Regions from separate parts of the Homo sapiens genome. Here region 1 is linked to region 2. Evidence: read pairs that join two places in POLR2A ChIA-PET (ENCODE). Cell type or tissue: A673. All regions are shown on one strand. Links, peaks and the distances in the headings refer to the core of each region. The heading gives the core; the rest is flanking DNA. Region 1 overlaps SNTG2 (syntrophin gamma 2). Region 2 overlaps SNTG2 (syntrophin gamma 2).

Region 1 (5,387 bases), core at 265-5,264, 84 kb before region 2:
AAATTCTGTTTTGTCCAAAATTAGAGTAGTAACTCCTGCTTTTTTTTACACATCTAACAAGCAAACAGAAAAAACAGCAGGAGTTACAGATGATGTGTTATAATATACATCTTCCACTTGACACTATTGATACAGTTTGGATCTGTGTCCCCACCCAAATCTCATGTCGGATCATCATCATAATATTGGAGGTGGAGCCTGGTGGGAAGTGATTGGATCGTGGGTGTGGATTTCTCATGGATGGTTTGGCACCATCCCCTTGGTACTGTCCTCCTGATAGTGAGTGAGTTCTCATGAGATCTGGTTGTGTAACAGTGTGTAGCAACCCCACCCCTTTACTCTTGCTCCCACCATATATGACCTCTTGCTCCCACTTTGTCTTCCACCATGATTGGAAGCTCCCTGAGGCCTCCCCAGAAGCAGAAGCCACTATGCTTCCTGTACAGCCTGCAGAACTGTGAGCCAATTAAACCTCTTTTCTTTATAAATTACTCAGTCTCAGGTATTTATAGCAATTTGAGAACAGACTAATACAAGTATCTACTACTATGTGACAGTATACCATTTTAGTGTCTTGTAACATTTACATATATTTCTTACCTCTCATATTTTGCTCTAGTTAGCATATGTTTTGCTTCCATGTTTTTAGGAAACTCTAGTACATTCTTTGTTTGATTTCAATGATCAGTAATTCTTATAGCAAATTAAAAACAATCCTCTTTTTGATATACTGTCCTTTATCCCTTTATTTAATCCGTATTTCTGTCTGACATCACAGTTCTTCCTGGAGAACATCCTTTAGCATTTCTTGTGATGCTGATCTGTTGCCAGTGAATTCTCTCAGCTTTTGTTGTTCTGAAGGCATATTTAGGTAAATTTCCCTACATTTTATGAAAGTTATTTTTGCTGAGTATGGATTTCTGGATTGAAAGTTTTTTCAGTGTTTTTTGTTTCAACTACTTTCAGGGAGTTTTCTTTACCTTTGGCTTTCTGGAGTTGAGTGTAAGGTTGAGGTTTTGTTTTGTTTTGTTGAGTTTTTGCCATTGAGGGACGGGCGTATTAACCTGTTTGGGATTCTCTGGGCTTCTTGGGGGTGTGTGTGTATATACATGTATATATATATATTTTTTTTTACTTGGATATAGTTGTTTTTTACTAATTTTGGAACTCTTTATTATTAACTCTTTGAACATGCCTCTGCCTTTTTCTTTTTCTCCTCTCTTTCTAGAACTGTAACTGCCTGTTACTGAGTTTCTGATTTTCCCACAGCTCTGATATGTTCTTTCTGTTCTTCCTTTTTCATTTTTGTTGTGTTTCAGTTTTTATACCTTATTTTGATTTGTCCTCAGGTGTCTTTATTCTTTCCTCCGCTGTGTCCAGTTGTCTAGCAAGCCCCATGGAAGGGATTCATGCTGATGCTCTGTATTGCTTTCATTCATTTAGTTTTGTCTTTTAAATGTCTAGGTTTTCAGCTTTTTTTGCTCAGATTTTCCATCTGTCCATGTGTTTCATTAAACTCGTCTCTTACACACTTGAACATCCAAATCTCAGTCATTTTGAAATTTCTGTCTGGTATCTCAGGACCAGTGTTATCCCTGGGCCTGTCTCTGTGATGGCTTCATTTCCTGAAAATGGATTTATTTATTTATGGTTATTTTTGGTTTTTTTAGCTTATAAAACTAAGAAAGAAGGAAGTGGTGGCCTCTTCTTTGGCCGGATGTTACCGAGAGTGTTGAGTTGAGCTGGGTGGTTGATCTTCGTTGTTGTCATCCCCTTAGAAGTCACCTTCAGAGACCACAAGCCTCACATCCTCCGAGGTGGGCTGCTCCTTCTGTGGGCTCATGAGCCATGGCGCTGGAGAGCTTTGCCCCATGTTCATGCTCCACATGGTGTAGCAGGACCCCAAGCCTGGGGGCAGAAGGACAGGGCCTCCCCACGAGTGTTCCCCCACAGGAAGCTGCACCCGTTACCTGGCCGTGGTAAGGCACTGCTTGGTTTTCCTGATCCTGCCTCTTTTCCAGGCAGCCCTGTCAGTTTGACCCTGGGGTGAGCGTTAGGGCATCAGTGCATAAGTGACCCCTGCATGCAGGAGCTGGACACTGGTTTCCTTGGGTGTCCTCCCTGCCTCAGTCTTTGCTGGACCTGTCGAGGCTGCTGGTGAGGGAGGGAGATTTTCTGAATCATTCATGAAGCTCTAGGTTTTCAAAGGTGTCTTATCAGCTGAAGTTTCTAAAATGTTGCTGGCTTCCTCCCAGCTTGTTTTTTGGCAGCATTTCCTACTCTGGAGCTCTGCCAATCGTGAAGTCTTTCAATCCTGTCTCCATTCAGAGGGACTTTTTACTCTCTGGAATGTAGTTCACTTTGTTGCCTTGAAGCCATAGTTCTGGTGGGTTCAAGTTAATTTGTGCTTTTACACTCTCTGACATTCTCTGTGGTTAGGGTAGACACTATGCCTTCTCATGGCTTTATGTATTCTACATATATACCCCAAACTAAACAAAAAATAAAATCTCATCTATCCTAATTTTCTGCCCTTGTATTTTATTAATTCTGCACATTAGGTCATTTGAAACAGAGAGTGCATGAAGAAGGTGAAACATACACATGGATATCACACACACACTTGCACTCACTCACACCCAGGAGCAAACAACATGCGCTTGCACCCACTCACACCCATGAACAAACCACACCACACACTTGCACTAACACCCGTGAGCAATAACACCACACCCTTCCACTCACACTTGGAAGCAAACACCATGTGCTTGCACTCACACCCCTGAGCAAACACCACACGCTTGGACTCACACCTGTGAGCAAACACCACATGCTTGCACTCACACCCATGAGCAAACACCACACGCTTGGACTCACACCTGTGAGCAAACACTATACATTTGCACTTACACCCATGAGCAAACACCACATGCTTGGACTCACACCTGTGAGCAAACAACACGTGCTTGCACTCACACTTGTGAGCAAACCACACCACACACTTGGACCCACTCACATCCATGAGCAAACAGCAACAGTTCCCCTGTGACTCTTAGGAGATTTGCAGGAGAAAGTCTCTGGGGCAAGGAGTATTGAGTACATTGACATCTACTATATAATAAGCTCTAAAGATTAATTAAGGAATAAGCCAAGAAAATACAAACCCAAAACAGAACCCTCTACATACCTACCCACCCATCCGCCTACACCACATACAGCTTAATGTTTGACAAAAAATACCTACTGTGTTTTAAACAAAAAAATCTAAGCATAATTGAAGACTGGAATTAATTGTGTGTTCATCCTGAATGTATTTAGTAAATTGTGAGTTTAGCTATGTAACTTTTTAAATAAATGTGTTGATAACAAAAGCTATTGATATATGTCCATATAGCTATTATTACTGTGTTTATTCCCCAAGATCTCTTTCAAGATGTTACTTTACCAGACAGTAACCTTTATTAATGTGTTATGAAAATCTTCTGATACTGGACAAATAAGCCAAAACAAGAAAAGTACAATGGCTTCTTAGATAATATTGCACATAAGACAACATCAGGACAGTCTGTTGTCTCTTGGTTACGTATAATTATGGCGCATAGTGCCTGCCAGTGATAGGAACAGGGTCTCCCACAACTGCTCTTTTCTTCAGAGAAGAGAAACCTGTGGCTTAGAATGCATTTGAAGAGTTGGATGAAATGTATTTGAAGGATACAAGGCGATGAATCTGGAGTTTGTGGTGTGCTTATCAACAGAATAATTAGAAGCAATTCATATTCAAGGTAAATAGAAAAATTATGGATCTTTTGAAGTGGAAAGTTCTATCAATTCTGTAAAATTTTATCATGAAATAACATTTGTGTTTGAGTGGTATTTTGAGTTGTGAAGGTTTGAAGCTGGGGAGGAAGAGAAACACGAGCCAGCACGCTGTGACATATCGATGTTGTGATGAGCTTGAGTGGTTCTCTATGTGTACATTGTCTTTGGAATGATTGAGAGGTGGAGTCCAAGGCCTTGTTAGTAAATGTGGAAGCCAGCGATTGTTCTTGCTTCCCCTGCTCCGTCCCCACCTCCCTGTCCTTGTTTCTTCTTTCCTCCTTTATCAGCCTGAGCTCTTCTCCGAGTTTTGCCTGAGAGCAGAAGCATGACAGTGCTCCGGTGTGCACGGGGGCTCTGGTGCTCTTCAAGGTTTGCTTAAAGCTAAAATAGCGCATCTTCTATCACCCATTTCGGAACACATCAGTGATGAGTGTTGTTCAGTAATGTCATCCCTACACATTTACAATCCTGGTGGCACCTGCTGTCCACTCCCCAGCCCTGTCCTCTGCCCCTCTGAGCTCCTCTTCTGAGCAGATGAGCAGGTCTGTGCAACCCCCACTCAAGAACCCCCATCCGTCTCCCTCCCTGCCTTACTGCTTCCACTCCTGCCACACCCCCTCCCCCATCTTCCAGATTTGCTCAGTTTACCCAGCAGCTCTCCAGAGGCAGCCTCAGCCAAGGCGAGTGGAGGCCATGGGGAGCACCAGGCTGCTGGTCTGCTGGTGGGTAAGGCCAAGGGTCTTGTGGGATTTCTCAAGGATTGGAGGTGGCAGCCCCACCTGGCAGACACCATCGTATATGCCTGCTCTCTGCACGGCCTTCCTAGCTTCCTCCTGCCACCATTCACTGTTAATGTAGGTGATCCAGGAAGCCGCAGGTTCTTCTCTGAAGAAAAGAGCAGTTGTGGGAGAGCCTGTTCCTATCACTGACAGGCAGTACACGCTGTAAGTATATATAATCCAGAGACAACGGATTGTCCTAGTTTTATTTTATGTGCAATATTATGTAAGAAACCATTGTACTTTTCTTGTTATGGCTTATTTGCCCTGCGTTAGAAGATTTTCAAACATGTTAGTAAAGGTGCCTGCCTGGTAATGTCTGTGAAGGTGGTCCAGGGAGCAGCGTGAATGGTGGCAGGAGGCCCCTGTGCCCACGGCCTGCTTTGAGTCTGCTGTGGGAAAGTTCGCTGGATTTAACTGATTCCCCATTATCTCTTAAGCTCCTTCTTCACCACCCAGTCCTCTGCCTCACCTTCCCCTGACCCGCTGCCTCCACCCTGTTTTAAGGCACCGTATCCTGCACTTGCACTAGTTAATAAAATAACCGACAGCTTCCCTCCCACTTGGGAACCTTTGCCATCTCTGTCGCTCAATGGTCCATCTTGCCTGTGAGTCGTAAGTCAGGTCTCATCCCCTTGGTGGTTTAAACTCATCGACAGCTACTCATTGCTTCTAGGATGGGATCAGAGCCTCACTGTGCCTCACCTTAACTAGACCTTACCGAGATCAGGACCTGCCTGCGTTGCCAACGTCACGGCCATGTGGTTCTTCCATAACCTCATTTCCGCC
Region 2 (5,387 bases), core at 99-5,098:
GTGGGGAGGGAGGGAGGGAGAGCGCGGCGCCCCGCTGTGGGGAGGGAGGGAGGGAGAGCGCGGGGCCACCCCGTGGGGAGGGAGGAGAGGGCGGCGCAGCGCTGTGCTGCGGGGAACGATGCATGCCGCTTCCTCCAGGACCTGTGAGTGCAGGGTTGGACGGGGCTTTCTGAGCTTGGGAGCTGGGGCCAGGCCTGTCCTGCAAGCAGCTGGCCTATTTCTGCTAGAAGCTGTGAATTACAACTGTAATGTATTTATTCTAAGGACTAACATGGCACTATTCATAAAAGACTGTGTTAATATTTGCACTGTGCTTTCTGTAATTATACCTCATCAACTTCATTTTTATCTCTATTCTGGCTGTATTTCATATTCCTGATTCTCTTCTGTATGCCTGAAAGGAGAGTTGGTGTATTAGTCAGGGTTCTCCAGAGGGACAGAATTAATAGGATAGACACATGCATGTAAAGGGGAGCATATTAAGTAGTAGTAACTCACACGTTCACAAGTGTGAACATAGTCCGTCTGCAAGCTGAGGAGCAAGGAAGCCAGTTCGAGTCCCAAAGCTGGAGTCCGATGTGCGAGGGCAGGAAGCATCCAGTGCGGGAGAAAGATGCTAAGCCATTCTAGCCTCTTTATGTTTTTCTGTCTACTTTATATTTTGGCTGCACTGGCCCTGATTAGATGGTGCCCACTGAAATTAAGGGTGGGTCTGTTTTTCCCAGTCCACTGACTCAAATGTTAGTCTCCTTTGGCAACACCCTCACAGACACACCCAGGATCAGTACTTTGCATCCTTCAGTCCAATCAAGTTGACACTCACTATTAACCATCACAAGTGGCAAAATATAAATGCCTCTAAATGTGCACAGGATCTTTCTATATTTAAACAATTAGTATAAAGTTGCATTTCAAAAAAATCTTCCAGCTGGACAACATGGTGAGACCCCATCTCTACAAAAGATTTAAAAAAAATTAGGTGGCATGGTGGCGCACACCTGTAGTCCCAGCTACTCAGGAGAATTGTTTAAGCCCCAGGGGTTGAGGCTGCAGTGAGCTGAGATGGCGCCACTGCACTCCAGCTTGGGTGACAGAGGGAGACACTATCTCAAAAAGACAAAAAATAAAAAGCTTTAAAAAATTATATTTGAATTAATATAAATAACTTATATTTGTATCTGCATTCTTTTCTGCTCTTATCTTCCTTGTTCATCAGTTGTTGCTGACTAAGAGATATGATTGTGTGTCAAAAATTAGTATTTTTCTACCAACACGTAAATTTAGAGTACAGTTTTTTGAAAAAAAAAGATAATGAATGGAGATGTATGTCTTCTCAATGAGGGTAGTGTCTCTGTCTTGTCTCTGACCTTTGTGTCCACAGCATGTGGTAAAAGTACAGGCAGAGTAGGCATTGGATTTTTTTTTAAAAAAGCAAACAACACACCAGTAGTGTTAAATGAATAAAGGACACTGGAAATTATGTGACATTGTTTCTTTGAAATTCTCCCTGTTTTCATCTTACATAATGTTTGTTTTAGTGGGTTTATTGGCAGTATTTTAATTTGCTCTGTATTGGATTATGGACAAATAGATTGCTTTCCATATAATTCCACAATACCTGTTACTGCATAGATGCAAAAATCCTAGTGTCTCCTCAGCTGCTGCTGTCTGCTTTTGTCTGATTAAAGTTTGGTTGAGCAGAAGGTGAACCCTGGTTGCTATTTCCAGTGTCCCCCACATTGGGGACCTGCATGGGAGTAGCATCATCCTTGGCTAGAGGGTGGAGTTTTCATCAGAAGTGACCAGCCTGTCTTTGTAGAGGCTCATGGTTCATCTCAAGCACCATCAAAAACATCTGGTTGTACCTAACTAATGGCACCTGTTTGTGCCACACAAGCCTGTGGCCCCTAATGAAAGTCAGATGAACTGAGCTTCCCTGTGCCAGAGCCCTCCTTGAAGGCTCTCATTGCTGTCACTGGTCCAGTGCCCTCTCTGAGATGGGCTGCTGCACAACTGTCTCCCCAGGAGGGAGAGCAGGATGGCAGCCATGGGACCACCCCTGGGCTCCGTCTTCAAATGTTGCCATTTGTCTTCTAGCTGGGCTCACTTTTGGGCAGCATTTCCTTCCTTGTCCCAGTTGCTGCTTCAGTAGAAAAACAGGAAAGCAAATACATCTTTCACCTTCGTCTTTGAACTGCATTGCCCACTGTCTTGCAGTGCCCTTTGCTTAGCTTTGCCATCTGTGCAGTTTCATTTACGAGACTGAGGAAAGTGTGTTCCTGGCAATGGACTCCTGGCACCTTCTGCCATCTCTTAGAGCTGGAGTGAATATTCTACAAACCTGTTTTTAGATTTGATCTTGAGAAGGAATGTAGGAGTTTCCTGGGAAAGCCAAATATCACAGGTCCTTCTCCTCCTGGACTGAGTTTTCAGCTGCAAAAGGGCAAAAAAAAAAAAATAATAATAATCAGTCAAGATATCTGTGTAAACATTTGGAAGATGATGAAGCTTCTACAATGTGAAGTTTACTAGAAGGATTCCACAGGTTTTATAAATACAAGTGTGTTCTGAGATTCTAATGGAAACTTGGAGTCACAATTGGATTTGAACATTTTTTGGAACTTTAATCTTTTGGATACGTAATTTGTAATCTTTACTATTTCATCTAAATACGTTTTTTTATTTTATAAATTTCTCTTTTGTGGAATTTTGAAGTATAAGGAAAACCTTGACAATGGAAATATAAAACTCCCTCAACCCTCATAACTCAGAGGGCATAACATGAATAATCTTAGACAAAAGTTCTTAAAATTTAATCTTTACTTAGAGACCATTTTAAAAAACAATCTAGAATACATTAAAGCTTAAAGATCCAAAACAAACTGAGACATATCTGAAAAAGTACTGGGAAGGTAGATTTTTCCATTTAATTACTACAACATACCATAAATCTATATAAACTAAGACAGAGTTATATTGGATCAGGGGTACAAAAGTTCAGTAGAATCAAATATAGAGCTCAGAAATAGGAGATATATAAGAAAAGTGGCATGGCAGATCACTGTGGAAATAAAATATTTTATATAAAGAGATGGAAAGAATGGTTAGCCACATGAAGTAGGATTACATTTTATCCCTACCTTACATCATATCAAAAAAATAATACAAACTGGAATGTACTCTTACCTGCAGGCCTTAGTGTAGGAAAGATGTTTAACACCAAGACTAAAAGACTTTAGGGATAAATGAAAGGTTTGATAAATGTAATTACACTAAAATAAAACATTTAAATTAAAGGAAGTAAAAAGTTACAAACTGAAAATTACACAGAGGAAACCAAAGGTTCACTTTCAAGAAATGAAATAACGATACCAGTGTGAACTCAGTTGTTTAATATTGATACCTATCTAATGGATATGTAGGTATTAATACACGTGTGTATGTGTGTACTGTGTGTGTGTTTGGAGAGAGAGAAGTGCATAGATACAGAGATAGAAGTGTCCTACCGTGGAGCACTGAGCAGTCCTGGAACCAAAGACACCCTCTAGCATGAGAACCCCAGCTCCCGGCTTTGGATTCTAAATGCCCTTCTTCTTCACAAAAGGGAACCAGGGCCCCTGAGGACAGTCTGGCTCCAGCATTGTGTTAAGTATAAGGTTCATCTGGAAGAGTGACAGGTGTAAAGGGCAGAAAGGTCAGCCTGAAAGTGTCCCATGGGCCAAGCCTCGAATAATTCAAATATGAACCTAAGAATGATACTAAATTATAACTATTTGAATGAAATAGTGAGTTTATACTGAAATAAGTGAATAAATAAATGGAAAAGAAGAAAAAGCTGTACTTGTAGTTAGATGCCAACTAACAAATTGAAAACAAATGCTGAAGTTATAATAAAAGCTATCAATGGATTTAAAACCAGTGGGTGAAGTCAGACCAGGAGCAGGATATGTTCACAGTCCCAATGGGTCCTCCCCTGAATTATGTATAAATTACAAAGGAAAAAATGGTAACATTAGGGTGGAGAAACTTGCGGGTCCACAACTTAACCAAGTGATCAAAATTAACACCACAAATGAGAAGGACAACAGTGATAGAAATGTAAACTTGTGACCCTCACACAATCACACAAACTTCAGCTGAGGAACATTCCACAAAATAACTGACCCATGTTTCCAAAAAAAAAGAGTCAAGATCAAGAAAGGTAAACAAAGGGTGAAAAGGTAAGAGACATGACAGCATAGAGCCGCGTGATCCTGGGTTGGACGCTGGAGTGGAAAGAATGACAAAAGGTGAACAGGTTAAAGAGATGTGACAGCACAAAGCCGTGTGATCCTGGGTTGGACGCTGGGGTGGAAAGAATGATGATAAACATTTTTAAGGCAATTAACAAAAATGGAATATGTGTATTAGATAATAGAAAGGTATTGTGAGATCATGATCAATGGGGTCACATTTCTGCACAACTTGTGTGCAGAAGTGCTGATTGCCTTTGTTCCAGACAACCTTTTCAAGGATGTTTGTGCAGCAAACAGCTTTCCGAGGTTGAGGAAGTGTTTTGCCTCTGATAAAAGGGCAGGCATGCTTATTGAACGTTGTTAAAGTTTCAAAGTTTCCTACGTTCAGAGTTTCTCTTCTGTAATGCAACCCACCAGGTATACAGCTGTCAATCATCTGGCCCTCTTGGTGCTTCATGGGATAGCAGGCTCAAGAAATCATAAAGGAAATTGTGGGTGCTCTGTGTCCTGCTCGTCTCTGAGTAACGAAGTCCTTTAGTCCTTTGTCTCCAAGCCAGGCATCTCATGTCTTCTGCCAGCATCCATGCGCTGTTGCTGGATAACGTGTTAGCTTGAACTTAGGTAAAATCTTAAAACCCTCACAGTTCTTGTCAGGTGTCAATGATCAGGTTTCTGAACTTCGTCTTTGGAATGGAGCAATATAAAAATATTCCATTATTCTTGGATATTACTTGGTAGTATTTAAGAGCAGAGATAAATAAAACAATTACTAAAGAAAAAATGAATATATACTATAAATCTATAACAAAGAAATATGTATCACAATAAAAATGCAAATTATACATCAGAAAAATGGAATTAGACATAAGAGGCCTTTCACAGAAGTAATATGTTAATAACAAACATGAGTGTAATAGAGGAGAGAAACACAAATGCTACAATGAAGGATTTTCACACCATTTGACTGAAAATAAAAAGCTTAATTAGAGGGAGTGTGCACTCACTGGAATTATATAAGTTGCTGGTAGGAATATAAATGGCTCTACAGTAACTCTGATGGCCACGTTTGTCATTGTCTCCTAAATTTGAACATGATCAAGCCCACTCTCAGCCGTGCACCAAGGATATACTTTTGTTGTTGTCTAGATGGAG

What was found. Peaks named below come from ENCODE experiments on the same cell type or tissue, not always from the same donor. Only the 100,000 strongest peaks of a DNase experiment are listed, where the experiment ranks them.
Region 1: POLR2A ChIA-PET joins it to region 2 with 8 read pairs; 2 of 35 experiments call an interaction of 5 or more read pairs at or near these places.

What each region holds. Positions count from the first base shown.
Region 1 is chr2:972,417-977,803 of GRCh38, forward strand. The region is part of intron 1 of SNTG2 (syntrophin gamma 2); the gene reads left to right. Among named protein-coding and RNA genes, the nearest start is that of SNTG2-AS1, 24 kb to the left of the region's middle. In A673, for the core only: no CTCF peak of the experiment used is centred there; a DNase peak (open chromatin) is centred at 2,285.
Region 2 is chr2:1,056,917-1,062,303 of GRCh38, forward strand. All of the region lies in intron 1 of SNTG2 (syntrophin gamma 2), which reads left to right. Among named protein-coding and RNA genes, the nearest start is that of SNTG2-AS1, 110 kb to the left of the region's middle. In A673, for the core only: no CTCF peak of the experiment used is centred there; no DNase peak of the experiment used is centred there.